Linked DNA regions of Homo sapiens: region 2 is linked to region 1. Evidence: chromatin contacts called from ENCODE Hi-C data. All regions are on one chromosome and are shown on one strand. Each heading gives the region's core, a stretch centred on a gene start or an enhancer-like site at or near the end of the contact. The rest is flanking DNA. Distances are from core to core; before and after follow the strand shown. Region 1 holds the start of CTSL (cathepsin L). Region 2 holds the start of SECISBP2 (SECIS binding protein 2).

Evidence for each region. Hi-C counts contacts between places; a loop is a spot of excess contacts on that map. Pooled maps may share reads with other maps.
Region 2: a map of ascending aorta shows a loop between it and region 1 (6-fold over the local background). The contact joins the promoter of SECISBP2 here to the promoter of CTSL in region 1. A Hi-C loop is called at or near these places in 2 of 168 maps with a recorded cell type or tissue (IMR-90 and ascending aorta) and 12 of 50 pooled maps.

Annotation. Positions count from the first base shown.
Region 1 is chr9:87,724,634-87,730,950 of GRCh38, reverse strand. It overlaps CTSL (cathepsin L), which reads right to left and starts at 4,832. Exons shown (of 8, transcript NM_001912.5): 1 at 4,553-4,832; 2 at 3,222-3,357; 3 at 2,802-2,924; 4 at 2,555-2,701; 5 at 2,142-2,366; 6 at 1,216-1,378; 7 at 453-570. The coding sequence starts at 3,347. RefSeq lists promoters at 3,515-3,935, 3,515-4,554, 4,759-4,969, 4,808-4,989, 3,347-4,989 and 7 more, cis regulatory regions at 3,936-4,169, 4,170-4,315, 4,891-4,892, 4,915-4,918, 4,929-4,932 and 12 more and an enhancer at 4,520-5,041.
Region 2 is chr9:89,314,872-89,320,614 of GRCh38, reverse strand. SECISBP2 (SECIS binding protein 2) reads right to left here and starts at 2,115. Exons shown (of 17, transcript NM_024077.5): 1 at 2,003-2,115; 2 at 818-963. The coding sequence starts at 2,038. CKS2 (CDC28 protein kinase regulatory subunit 2) reads right to left here. Exons shown (of 3, transcript NM_001827.3): 2 at 5,318-5,445; 3 at 3,912-4,242. The coding sequence ends at 4,190. RefSeq lists a silencer at 1,756-2,075 and an enhancer at 2,246-2,465.

The DNA of each region.
Region 1 (6,317 bases), core at 3,583-6,082:
ACAGGAACACCCAACTTAAACACTGTGCCAGAGGCCATAGACTTAACAGAAAGAATCAGGACAGGCAATGTTCCTGTTTATCCTTAAAAAATTCTTGACATAACCTGGACATAATTTCCATCCCAGCCTCCAAACTGTGACCTTTCACAGAACTACAGATCAGAGACAGGAAAACAATAGGATGTCTTTGCAGCCAGATATGCCTCAGAATTTAAAAACTGTTCAGATTTAGATACACCTTTATACAATGGAACAAATACTATATTCATACTCCCAAGATATTTGTGACAGTTTCTTACTTTTATAATCAAACATTAATATTATATGTTCAACTTAGACTTCTGGGGATTTCAGAAGTATGCCTAAGGGCATGTGGAACTGTATCCAAACACTGTTTGCAAATAAGTATTCTCTTTTGAATTTCAAATGTAAGTATTTCTGGCAATTTATACCTGTTCTTCACCAGCCAATATTTATTGTTATCTGATTCTGTGCTTTCAAATCCGTAGCCAACCACCAGCACACCATGATCCATGTCTTCACTGCTACAGTCTGGCTCAAAATAAATGCCTGGGATGGTAAAATGAGGGCTGGGGTGAGAAGCTCCAGAGGACACATGACAGTAACCCATCCTGTCACCCACAGGGAATGAGGCATCTCTGAATTCAGTGAAGTGACACACATTCCAGATAGTACTTAACAACAATAAGAAGGCCAGGGATTTAAGCTCTCATTTACAACTAGCAGAAATAGAAATCAGCATAAATCCTTCATTAAAAAAAAGCTTTCCTAGAGGAAAAAAAGACCCCTCTTTGTAAGCTTGTAATTCTACTCTAGGATATCAATCTAAAAAAATAGCACAGAACACTAAAATCCTTGAATCAAAAGGCTCTTTTCGGATTTAATAATAGAAGTAAAAATCTTTGGAAAAATTATAAAAATCCAACAATTGCAGAATATTTTAAGTATATTAAACTACACAGTAAATATAGCTATTTATAAAAAGTTATGAAGTACTTATATTCATGGAGATATACGCAACATAATGTCAAATGGAAACATCAGGTATAAATATTGCATGTACAGAATGAACAACTATGATGCTAAGCACCTAAATATCTACACTGAACTTTACTTGCAAACCAGAGTCTATCATGCTCGTATGTCATGATACTCTTTTTCTGCATCAATTTCTACAAAGAAAAATATGCTTACCTTCTTTATAGAACAGGAAGGACTCATGACCTGCATCAATAGCAACAGAAATGGGCCCCACAGTTGCAACTGCCTTCATCAGGGCCTTCTCCTGCTTAGGGATGTCCACAAAGCCGGTGTCATTAGCAACAGAATACTTGGGATTGTACTTACAGGATTCTTCCTTTCAAAGGTAAAGGGAAAAAAAAGACTTGATTACTGCTGTCCTCCTCCTGGAGAACATGAGTTAGAACCACAACACTCAGCAGTGTGCAGCTTAGTATTTCCAAGTCACCACTGTTATAAATCATCCCAGGAAGTGAAATGCTATTAGTTAATCTGAAACTGAAAATTGACTCCAGTCTCTTCAATGAGACCTCTGGGTTTACTTCCATAAGACATTTTTCACAATAGAGAAATGTGTATATTTAGAATGGCTTGTATATTCTTCACGTTACATAGAAGCAAGAACAGCTATATGTTACCCATCTAATCACAGGATTGTGCAAAGGCTAATAATTTATAATGACAGTACTGACAATTTGCAGATATATATTCTGCCATCTAATATGTGAACTTTTTTTTTTTTTTGGAGACAGGGTCTCATTCTGTCACTCAGACTGGAGAGTGCATTTGCACAACCACCTCCCACACTCAAGCAATCGCCCTACCTCAGCATAGCTGGGACCACAGACGCACACCACCACAGCCGGCTAATTTTCGTTGTATTTTTGATAGAGTCAAGGTTTCACCTTGTTGCCCAGGCTGGTCTCAAACTCCTGAGCTTAAGCCATCTGCCTGGCTCAGCCTCCTAAAGGGCTGGGATTACAGGCGTGAGCCACCCCACCCAGCCCTAATATATGAATTCCGAAAAAGGTATCTGTTATCTCTTAAAGTGTCCACCTTCCAAAAGCTGAGCTGGAATGATGACAAGGAGCTCCACTTACTGTTGCCTCATATGGATAGGATTCCTCAGAGTCCAGGCCTCCATTATCCTGAACATACTGGAAAGCATAATCCATTAGGCCACCATTGCAGCCTTCATTGCCTTGAGGCCCAGAGCAGTCTACCAGATTCTGCTCACTCAGTGAGATAAGCCTCCCAGTTTTCCGGAACATCTGTCCTTCAAGAGCACCAGTAGCACTAAAAGCCCAACAAGAACCACACTGACCCTGAAAAGGGAATTAAAAAAAGCTGTCATCCACAAAAAAAAAATAATAAGACTTTGACAACAGCTCACACATCTGAATACTGTTAAAAAGTGAACTGTACATCACTTTAAAGTCTACCAAAACAAAGATGTCAATCACTTCTTGGCTTTCCTGGGAAGATGGGAGGTCTGAACCTGACACTGTCTCACCTGATTCTTCACAGGAGTCACGTAGCCTTTCTCTCTCCAATCCACAGATCTGGGGGCCTCATAAAACAGAGGTTCCTGGAACACTTTCCCCTTCCTGGGCTTACGGTTTTGAAAGCCATTCATCACCTGCCTGAATTCTTCACTGGTCTTCAAGGAAAAGGAAATAAAATGTTGAAAAGCAAGAGATTACCTTAGTAAAGAACCGAAGAGAGGAAGCACAGAGCTCGGCAGTCCACAGCACACTTACCATGTCTCCAAAGGCGTTCATGGCCATTGTGAAGCTGTGTTTCCCTTCCCTGTATTCCTGATTGTGCAGTTCAATCATCTTCATGTTCTTCTCCCACACTGCTCTCCTCCATCCTTCTTCATTCTAGAGGCAAACATGTAACTGATGCTCTTTACTTCTACCTAAAACCCAACTCATCCTCACCAAGTGAATCTGCAGACAGAGATGGAAGAGAAACCATGGCAAGGGAAGGCTTGACACCTCTGGGGATGCTGTTCTCCAAACTGAGACACAACAAGGATGAATGTCCACATTGTGCTCATAATCCACGCCATTAGGTTATTACATTAGGCTATTGGTAAAAGCTGGCCTCTAGAAGCTACTCTCTGACTAAAACTTCTCAACAGCCAGGACTATTCTTTCTGGGGAAGTTTCACTAACCATGCCGTATAATCTGTTGTGCATCGCCTTCCACTTGGTCCACTGTGCCTCTAAACTGTGATCAAATGTTAGAGTAGCTGAGGCAATTCCCAGGCAAAAGGCAGCAAGGATGAGTGTAGGATTCATGTTTTAAAACCTAGGAAGGGAACAAAAATGAGGATCTGATTAGACCAATCCTAAAAAGCCATCTTACTGCCCCCTGAAAAATTAGGGCCACCATGGTAGAATAAAAATATTTAAATTATTCTCCCAAGCATTTACCCAAGGACTGTGGAAGAGGCCAAGGATGTGCCTGGAGAAAAACAGGGCACGTGGAGGTACTGGATGGACTCACCAAAATGAAAAGCAGCCTGTCCAGAGCTGTAGGAGCTGAAACAGTTTATGCGATGACAATTTAGGTTATGAGAACGGTATGAAACTACCTTGTGTGTGAGAAGCTTAAGGCAACAACTAGGAAACCGGGAAACGGTTGATCCAGGTTTTGTACCAATCGCAAAAAATCCAGGTTTCGTGCCCAGGCAAAACCTCACTAATGATAAGGTGGGATTCCCAAGTAGGGACAAAGAGATCCCCAAGAGTTAGGAGGCCTTCACACATCTTCCTGACTAACAAACACCAAAAGCTGAGATAAGTTTTCCAATCTCTCCTATTTATTTATTTATTTATTTATTTATTTATTTATTTATTTTTTGAGATGGAGTCTTGCTCTGTGGCCCAGGCTGGAGTTCAACGGCGCGATATCGGCTCACAGCAACCTCTGCCTCCCGGGTTCAAGCCATTCTTCCTCAGCCTCTTGAATAGCTGGAACTACAGGCGTGCGCCGCCTCGCCCGTCTAATTTTGTATTTTCAGTAGAGACGGGGTTTCACCATGTTGGCCAGGCTGGTCTCGAACTACTGACCTCAGGTGATCCGCCCACCTCAGCCTCCCAAAGTGCTGGGATTACAGGAGTGAGCCACCGCGCCGCCCCAACCTCTCCTTAAATGAAACCTTTCTGAAATGCTTTCCCAGGAAAAACTGGGAAGGAGAGCACGCACTGCTCCCTCCTTCATTCACTTGGGCCTGTGCTGCCGACACCCCAAACTGCTCCCCTAAATCAGGGACGGGGTCATATGGCCGCACGCGGGAAGCCAGCGCCCTGCAGCCAGCTTCCAGGGCTCCAGGCGTGGCAGGGCCGGGGACATGACGCCTGCGCCACACACTGGCTGTAGCGGTCAGAGGATGTTTGCGGTGACGCCAGCAGGAGTACCGCTGTCTGGCGTGCGGGGACTGAGCTTCCCTGTCTGGCCGGGCCAGGCCCTGAGTCGGCGCGGCGCGGCCTGGCTGCGGTACCTGTGTCCACCCGGCTCGGAGGCTGGCCTGCCCGCTCAACCAGTCACGCGCCTCCGCGGGGTCCTCAACTGCCCTCCCCGGCTTCCCCACCTCAAGGCCAGCAGAGTTCGGGGTAGACGCTCTCGTTGCCAGGGCTGGTGCACACCTACTCGACCGCGTCCTCTCTTCCAGTCCCTGTCCGGCCACAGCTGGGCCTGGCCGGCGGCGCTTTCCTGCTGCGGTCGTAGCTGCGCAGGCGCACTCCACGGATGCCGCTCAAGGTTGCGGAGGTCGCGGTTCTGGCCCAGCTTCGCCTGACTCTGCTTCTAAAACCTCGGGTCTGGGTTCGGCCGGCACCGCCCCGCCGCCTGGCTGCGCTGCGATTGGCTGTGCCGGCAGCTGGGCGGGGACTCTGGGTGCTCTGATCCCTGGCGCGGTTCGTGGCTTGTTTACTGACTGTCCCAGAGCTGGGCGTGCCTGCCTCAGTGGACCTGGAGGAAGCAGAGCTGGTGCCCCGGGGCGGCGCAGAGTAGGGTCGGGCGTCTCCCTGGAGCGCTCGAGTCAACTAAGTACACGACTTACTGCACTGGGCGAGTGGCTCCTGAAAAGACGTTTACCGCAAGCCCTGTGTGGACTGTTTCAGCCTAACCTTGCTATTCCTTAGTCCTGGAATTTTTGGTCCGCAGAGCCGAGAGTCAAGTGTACTCTAGTCCAGTGGCTCCTGTTTAGTCCACAGCAAACGTGGGGCCGGGTGGACGAACGCAGAGCCCGCGGGCAGAAGCCTTATCTCCCACTTAAGGGTGGGTGCAGCTGGGCTTTAGAAGAATCTGGTAAGGAAAGGCATCCCCAAAACACGAGATGCTATCGTCAAGACCAGACCCTAGGAGGGAGGAGACTGGCTGCGTCTCCAGAGAGCGCGGGCGTTTTGTCAAGCATCCTTTCCAGACTCCTCCATTCAGGGATTCTTCCTTCTCCCACGTCTTACCCAAAACCAACAGAAATGAGTTATTTACAGAAACATTTGGTTGACAGGAGAAAAGCAGTTGAGAACATTAGAAGCTGCTTTTATTCGCCCACTCTCTAGGCTATGGATTATATCTTCCTTGGTAACCAAGTCGTTCTCTTGAGATTTAAGAAATTTAATGACATTTAATGTCAGGATTTAAGATACAGAGAATGGAGAAATGTTGTAGATAGAGGAAAAATATGTATCTTAATCTGTATAATGTAGATATTAATTTATGTAATTAAGGATTTAAGGAACAAAACCCACAAACATTCTAAACTTTTGTCATTTCATTTTTTATTACATAAAAACATTCATTGTAGAAAATACCTTTCGGGGAAAAAAATAATTACCTCTGCCTTTACCCCATAACCTTTTCGTATGCATATTTTGACTTTGTTAAAAATGAACAAAGTCCATTGATTTCTATTGAAGATTAAACTGATAACTCTTTTAGAAGCACAATCACCTATAGTTTTTTAAGTGGTAAAATATACCTCACATAGCAAGTACCATTTTAACCAACTTTGAGTTCAGTAGCATTAAGTACCTTCACATTGTGTAACCATTACTACTGTTTATTCCCAGAGCTTGTTTATCTTCCTAAACTGAAACTGTATCCATTGAATAATAGTTCCCCATTCCCCCTCTCCTAGCTCAGGTATCTACCATTATATTTCCTGTCTGCAGGAATTTGTTTACTATTTTGGAGATTATTCCTCTTTTTTTTTTTTTGAGACGGAGTCTGGCTCTGTTGTTCAGGCTGGAGTGCAGTGGCGC
Region 2 (5,743 bases), core at 866-3,365, 1.6 Mb before region 1:
ATAAAGTAAAAAGGTGGAAAGCAAAAGTCAACAATTTCCAAAAAATTATCCACACAGAGGCAGCTATGGTTGCTAGTCCCCTCCCCTTCGCTCAACAAGATTTTAAAATGTTAACCTTAAAAAGGAGGAGTACGTTTATTTGGTCCTTTCTTTGCCCTTCCCTCCACATTTCATCTCCCATTAGATATATGATATATTTTTAAACCATATGAACAAATGAACCTTGAAACGGGATTTTTTTTTTTTTTTTTTTTTTTTTGAGACAGAGTCTCACTCTGTCAGCCAGGCTTGAGTGTAGTGGTGCTATCTTGGCCCACTGCAACCTCTGCCTCCCAGGTTCAAAGGATTCTGCTGCCCCAGTCTCCCGAATACCTGGGATTACAGGTGTCCGCCACCATACCTGATTAATTTTTGTATTTTTGTGGAGACGGAGTTTCACCATGTTGGTCACACTGGTCTTGAACTCCTGACCTCAGGTGATCCACCCACCTCGGCCTCCCAAAGTGCTGGGATTACAGGCGTGAGCCACAGCGCCTGGCCTGAAACTGCATTTCTTATTAACAAATGCAATGCAGTCTCTACTATTTCTTTGCCGAAAATAACAATGAGTATGAAGAAAAAAAAGGGGAGTTAAAGCTTCTGTTTTTGGCACAGGATACAGTTAAGTTGTGCTACTGGCTCAGACTCTTCTTGGTTGAAGAGCATTCTCTCATCATCTGCAGAACTTTAGTGCAGTAACTGCTGAGTATTTGAAAGTCTAATCACCATTAAATCCAAAATGTAAGCCCCTAGGTAAGACTTTTAGAAAGATACATACTCTGTCACTGGTGGTTCCTGAACAAACGGATAGTATGTGGCTGCAGAGCTGGGGAAGACACATGCTTCTGAGGACTCTAACCATGCCACATTGAGCCCGGCAAATCTGGGGACAAATGGTTTGACATCTGCTGATAACTTGATGCCCTGAGGAAAAATATGAGGTTTTGGCCACAAACATTCAGAGATCAAGCAAATATAAACAAACAAAAAGACCCAAGAGGTGTTCCTAATAGCCCCAGAAATGTTCCCGATGTTGTTTAAAAACTTCTGCCTCGTAAAGACAAGAACCTGCTTGCTAACGATTTCTCCCCAATGCTTTTTTTTTTGTAGAAAAGGCAGTAGTTCAAACATTAAAAGTGAAAAATGACAACGAATTCAAGTGGAAATAAAACAACACAGATTATATAGTTTAGATCTTGGAATAAGGGTGTTTTTACCACAGATTCACTTAGAAATAATAGAACTGCACACAGTACAACTACTGCAGTCAAATACACGTGGACTGTTTAACTACAGCACCCAAAACACACTGCAGACGTTTATTTCCATTACATTTTCTTGAAAAAGTTGCACAAAAGCATATGCATTTTACTCATGAACCACTAAGTCTTGCTTTATTGAAATACCAAACCTTGCTTTGCTAGAAAATATTATCACCACGAGCCTTTGAAATTTCAATTCACTAAGATTTCTTTCTTTAGTTTTTAGTGACGTAGTAAGAGATTTACTTTCACCGAGAATTTTATGGGTCTAAAAATGATGCAAGCGATCGCCAGGGCTCCATCTAGTGGTAATGCTGAGTACGTAGAGCGGAGAATGACGTTCAGAAAAACGCAGGATCCTTTAAAACAATCTATCCGTTCCCAAGAGCGCGGGAAGCTCGCCAGAGTCCCCCCGCCCCGACTGCGGGGAGCGCCGGGCTGGGCCGCAGTCACTGCGCTGGGTGACATCGCACCACAGACGCGGCGCTAACTGTGGGCGGGGTCTGTAGCCGCTGACCGCCACCCCAAGGCGGACCCGAGGCGGGGCGCGAAGATCGCGGCCACCCGGTAGGGCGCTCCCGTGCCGTCACCAGCATCCGACCCACGCCCGCTGGACCAGCCCCGTCACCGCCCGGCCGAGCCCCCAGTGCGAGGCAGGCGGACGGACTGAGGCTGCCGAGAGAGCCCCCGTCGGCCCTTACCTCGCTTTCGGGCTCCCGCGGCCCCTCCGACGCCATGCCGCGAGGCGCGGAGGAGGCCGCGTCACGGAGGCCAGCAGCGGGCCGTCGGCTTGCCGGACAGACAAAGCGTTTCCGCCCCCGCAGGCGACGCCAGGAAGTGCGTCACAGCAAAGCGACAGAGCCCGCCCTTTCTTCCGGCCGGAAGTACGCGGCGGCGGCACTGGACCTGCGCGGGCAGCACGTGGAGGCAGTGGGGCGCTTGCGGAAAATGGGGACCCCCAGGAGTCCTCTGGGCTGGGGACCCACCGTAGCTTGCGGGAGTCTTGGATCTGCCTTTTAGTGCTGGGATATCGGAGATAGTCTCCACCAAGGCAGTAGCGACTATAAACAAGAGTTAGGCCGTGATTTACTTTTCTCCCCTGGGCCTCACGAGTCTAGCGTTAGGACGGGATGGGGTAGTCTGGAAAGGCCTCTCGCTGAGGTGACCTTTGAGCAGTCACCTGAAGAGAAAGATTTACTAATAAGGAAACTGAGGAGGCCGAGATTACTCTCACCCCCGCCACTGCATTTCCCTAAAATTTCCCCAAGATTGGTGACTTACAGGAATTGCATACCCTGTAGGTCCTACAAACCTGGAAAGCCTACAAGACTCTTGATGGTATCCTAAATTTCCAGAAACCTTAAGTTTGGAAGTAGCCACAGAAAATAATTTAAAAATCGCTCGGTTTCTTTCAAAAATTAAAAAAAGTGCTAAGATATGGTCAAGAGATGGAATAGTATAATTTTCACGAGAAAAAAAAAGTTCTACACAGAGCAAATTCGTTAAATATTGAGAGAAATGTATAAAGTGCGGCAGGGATAGGAGGTTGACCAAAAGTACAGGGAAGAATGCAGAGTGGATTTCAATAGATGGAGGAGGAACTTTCCTCTCACTCAAAGGCTTGGAGGAAAGTGCAAGTGGATTTAAGGAACAGAAAATGTCAGCAAAACAGGCTATTTGAGGAATGGGGATTAGGTTGAGGCAAATTGTAGGTTTCCTCTGTCCCTTGCACAGACGTTAACTCTACCATTGAATACGAAGTATTTCAAGCAAGTAAGGCAGGTGCAGCTCCAGTTTTTTCAGATTTCTGTCCTGGTGGGTCTCAGTTCACTACACAGCCTCTAGCAGAAGTGATCCTTAGGGTCTGGTCTGGCAGGAATTTATGCTGGAAGTTTAGGGGTAGCTGTCGCCTTCCTTTCAGCACTATTGGGTCTACCCGGAAGTGTAATGAAGTTTACTTGATTTTGTCATGTTTCTGTTGGTTACCCTGGACACAACCTATGGTAGTGGCAGTAGATTTTAGGATGCTGCTAATCACAACCTTCAAAATTTATTGCCCTCATGTGTAAAGACACCCTTTCTTAACCAATGGACCTGATGTATGCTGGCTGCTCATTTAAGATGTTTCTATAGCATAGCAATTAATTAGAATAACTCCAAAACACTTTCCTAGCAGCTAAAAAGGCAAAGGTGTTTTACAGTGTTTTTGAACTTTTAAAAATGTGGTGATACTTTATAGGAAACATTATCCCTACTTTGGAAATGTAGAAGAGGATAAAAAAGAGGTTTCTCCCAAGACCACCAGTGGCCAGTGAAGTAGCCCAGATAGTATTAATTTGGGCTTTCCTGTTCTAGACAATTCTCCAGGAATTCAAGAGGTAAAATCTACTTTGGCTTTAGTTTAAACATATCCCTGGTAATTAATTTCTTCATTAAGTGAATTAAATGGTATCCAGATCATACCGCACTATTTTAAACTCATTTAACATCATCTTTAAGGTAAGTTAACTTCCTCAGAGCTAAAACTATAACACTGAAATCAATTTCAATAGTCACAAATTTCAATAGTCACAAATTAAGAAAATATACCTCAAAAACTTGAAACAGTGATAAATGCAACATACAAACTTTATTGAACAAAAGTAAACTGTTTCAGTAAACTCAAACAGGCACTTAAGAGAAAAACTGACTGGAAGAACTTTTATCTTAAACATCTTACAGTAACCTACTTGCAGTTGCATTTAACTGAGCTCTGTTGCTGTGAAGAATACAGCTCATGCACAGGTATGGATGAAAGATTTGTACATTTCTCAAGTATTCACTGAATACTACCTTATATACACATATACATTAAATTTGAAAAAGATTTGACGATCCCCAGATAAACTTCATTTTTGTTGATCTTTTGGAAGAGGTCGTCTAAAGAGAAGAATATGTGGTTCTGTGGAAAGAAAATGTTTTGAATCATTTTAATATGATTTTCATATACTCAACAGAAATTCAAAAGTATTCTCAACTAAGCCAGAATAAAATAAACTAAGTCCACTATTAATTGGTTTGAGGTATCCAAAATGATTTTTTTTTCACAGTTACTGTCTACAGTAAATAGATTAAAAGTAAAAAGATTACCTCTTTATAGGGAAAAACACCTCCTTCAAATCACCTACAGGATCTCATACTAATGCTCATCCCCATAGATTCTGTTTCAATAGGTGGGGCACAGAAATCTACACTTAAGTTCTTCAGTTGCTTTTGTATTATCTGGACTGAATTCTAATAGGATTACGTATCTCAATCCCAAGAAAGTGATGAGTCCTTTTAGAGTTTTCGATGCAATGCTTTTCTTTAACAGCAGAGTAGAAGATAGTTTTAATTCCACCTACTTCAGCTTCTATAGTATGTCTTCAAATTTTGTTCAAAGCATTATAAATGCTGTTAGATTTACTGATAATCCAAATATAAAATTTAACCCACACTGTTTTAGTCTAGAAAACCCACAAAGTTTTAGTAGAGTTTACTATTTAACACCTGAAAAACTTTTGGTTAATACCACATAATAGCATAAGGTACCCATAAGCACAGTTGAGTTCATATGCTATTACCTCATTTAAACTTCATGTGGTATATATCCTTTCAGAGGGCTGAAGAATCACTTTAAATTAAATCAATTTCCACACATAGATAAGAACACTTGTCTTAGGATATACTTATGATAAAATGCTTTGGGATACTGTTAACAATGATACAGATTTTAAAATACATTTTTTTTTTTTTTTTTTTACTTCTTACATTATTTTCCAAGTAGAATAATGTGTTACTTTCACTGCTGTGGTATTTTATTTACCATAAAATTGGAACTCTCTCCAGAGTCAAGAAATTAGTCATTAAAAAAAAAAACTTATCAGAACAGTTACTTTCAGATATCATTTGATGTCAATGATATTTTTAAAATTTTGACAACCATAACCACCAATATTTCAACAATTACTGCTTTACTATAACATAGCATAGCTTACCTGGCTCATGAATCATGTAATGAACCCAGCCTAGACTCTGTTGGACACCAAGTCTCCTCCACTCCTCTTCAGACATCAGATGAGTTTTAGGTACTTGTTTGGAAAGTTCTCTGGGTAACATAACATGCCTGTTACAAGATACAGCCAAGTGTTAGTCCAGTGCCTTTTCTACAACTGTCGCTTTATACATGTACCTTAAGGAACTCTGTTGCTTTAATATTGAGAACTGCAATCTACTACCTTTAATTCTGATATGATGGCCTATGTTCAAATTAGGGAGCTAAGAGTGCACAATCCAAAAGCAGAAAGCATTTTCCATAGGATTAATCTTTTTCTCTTATCACAGAATGCTTACCAGTTGCCTTAATCTTCTTCAGGAAGAGAACCCCAAAATATAAGTTGAACATATGGTTACCAGCCTCCAAA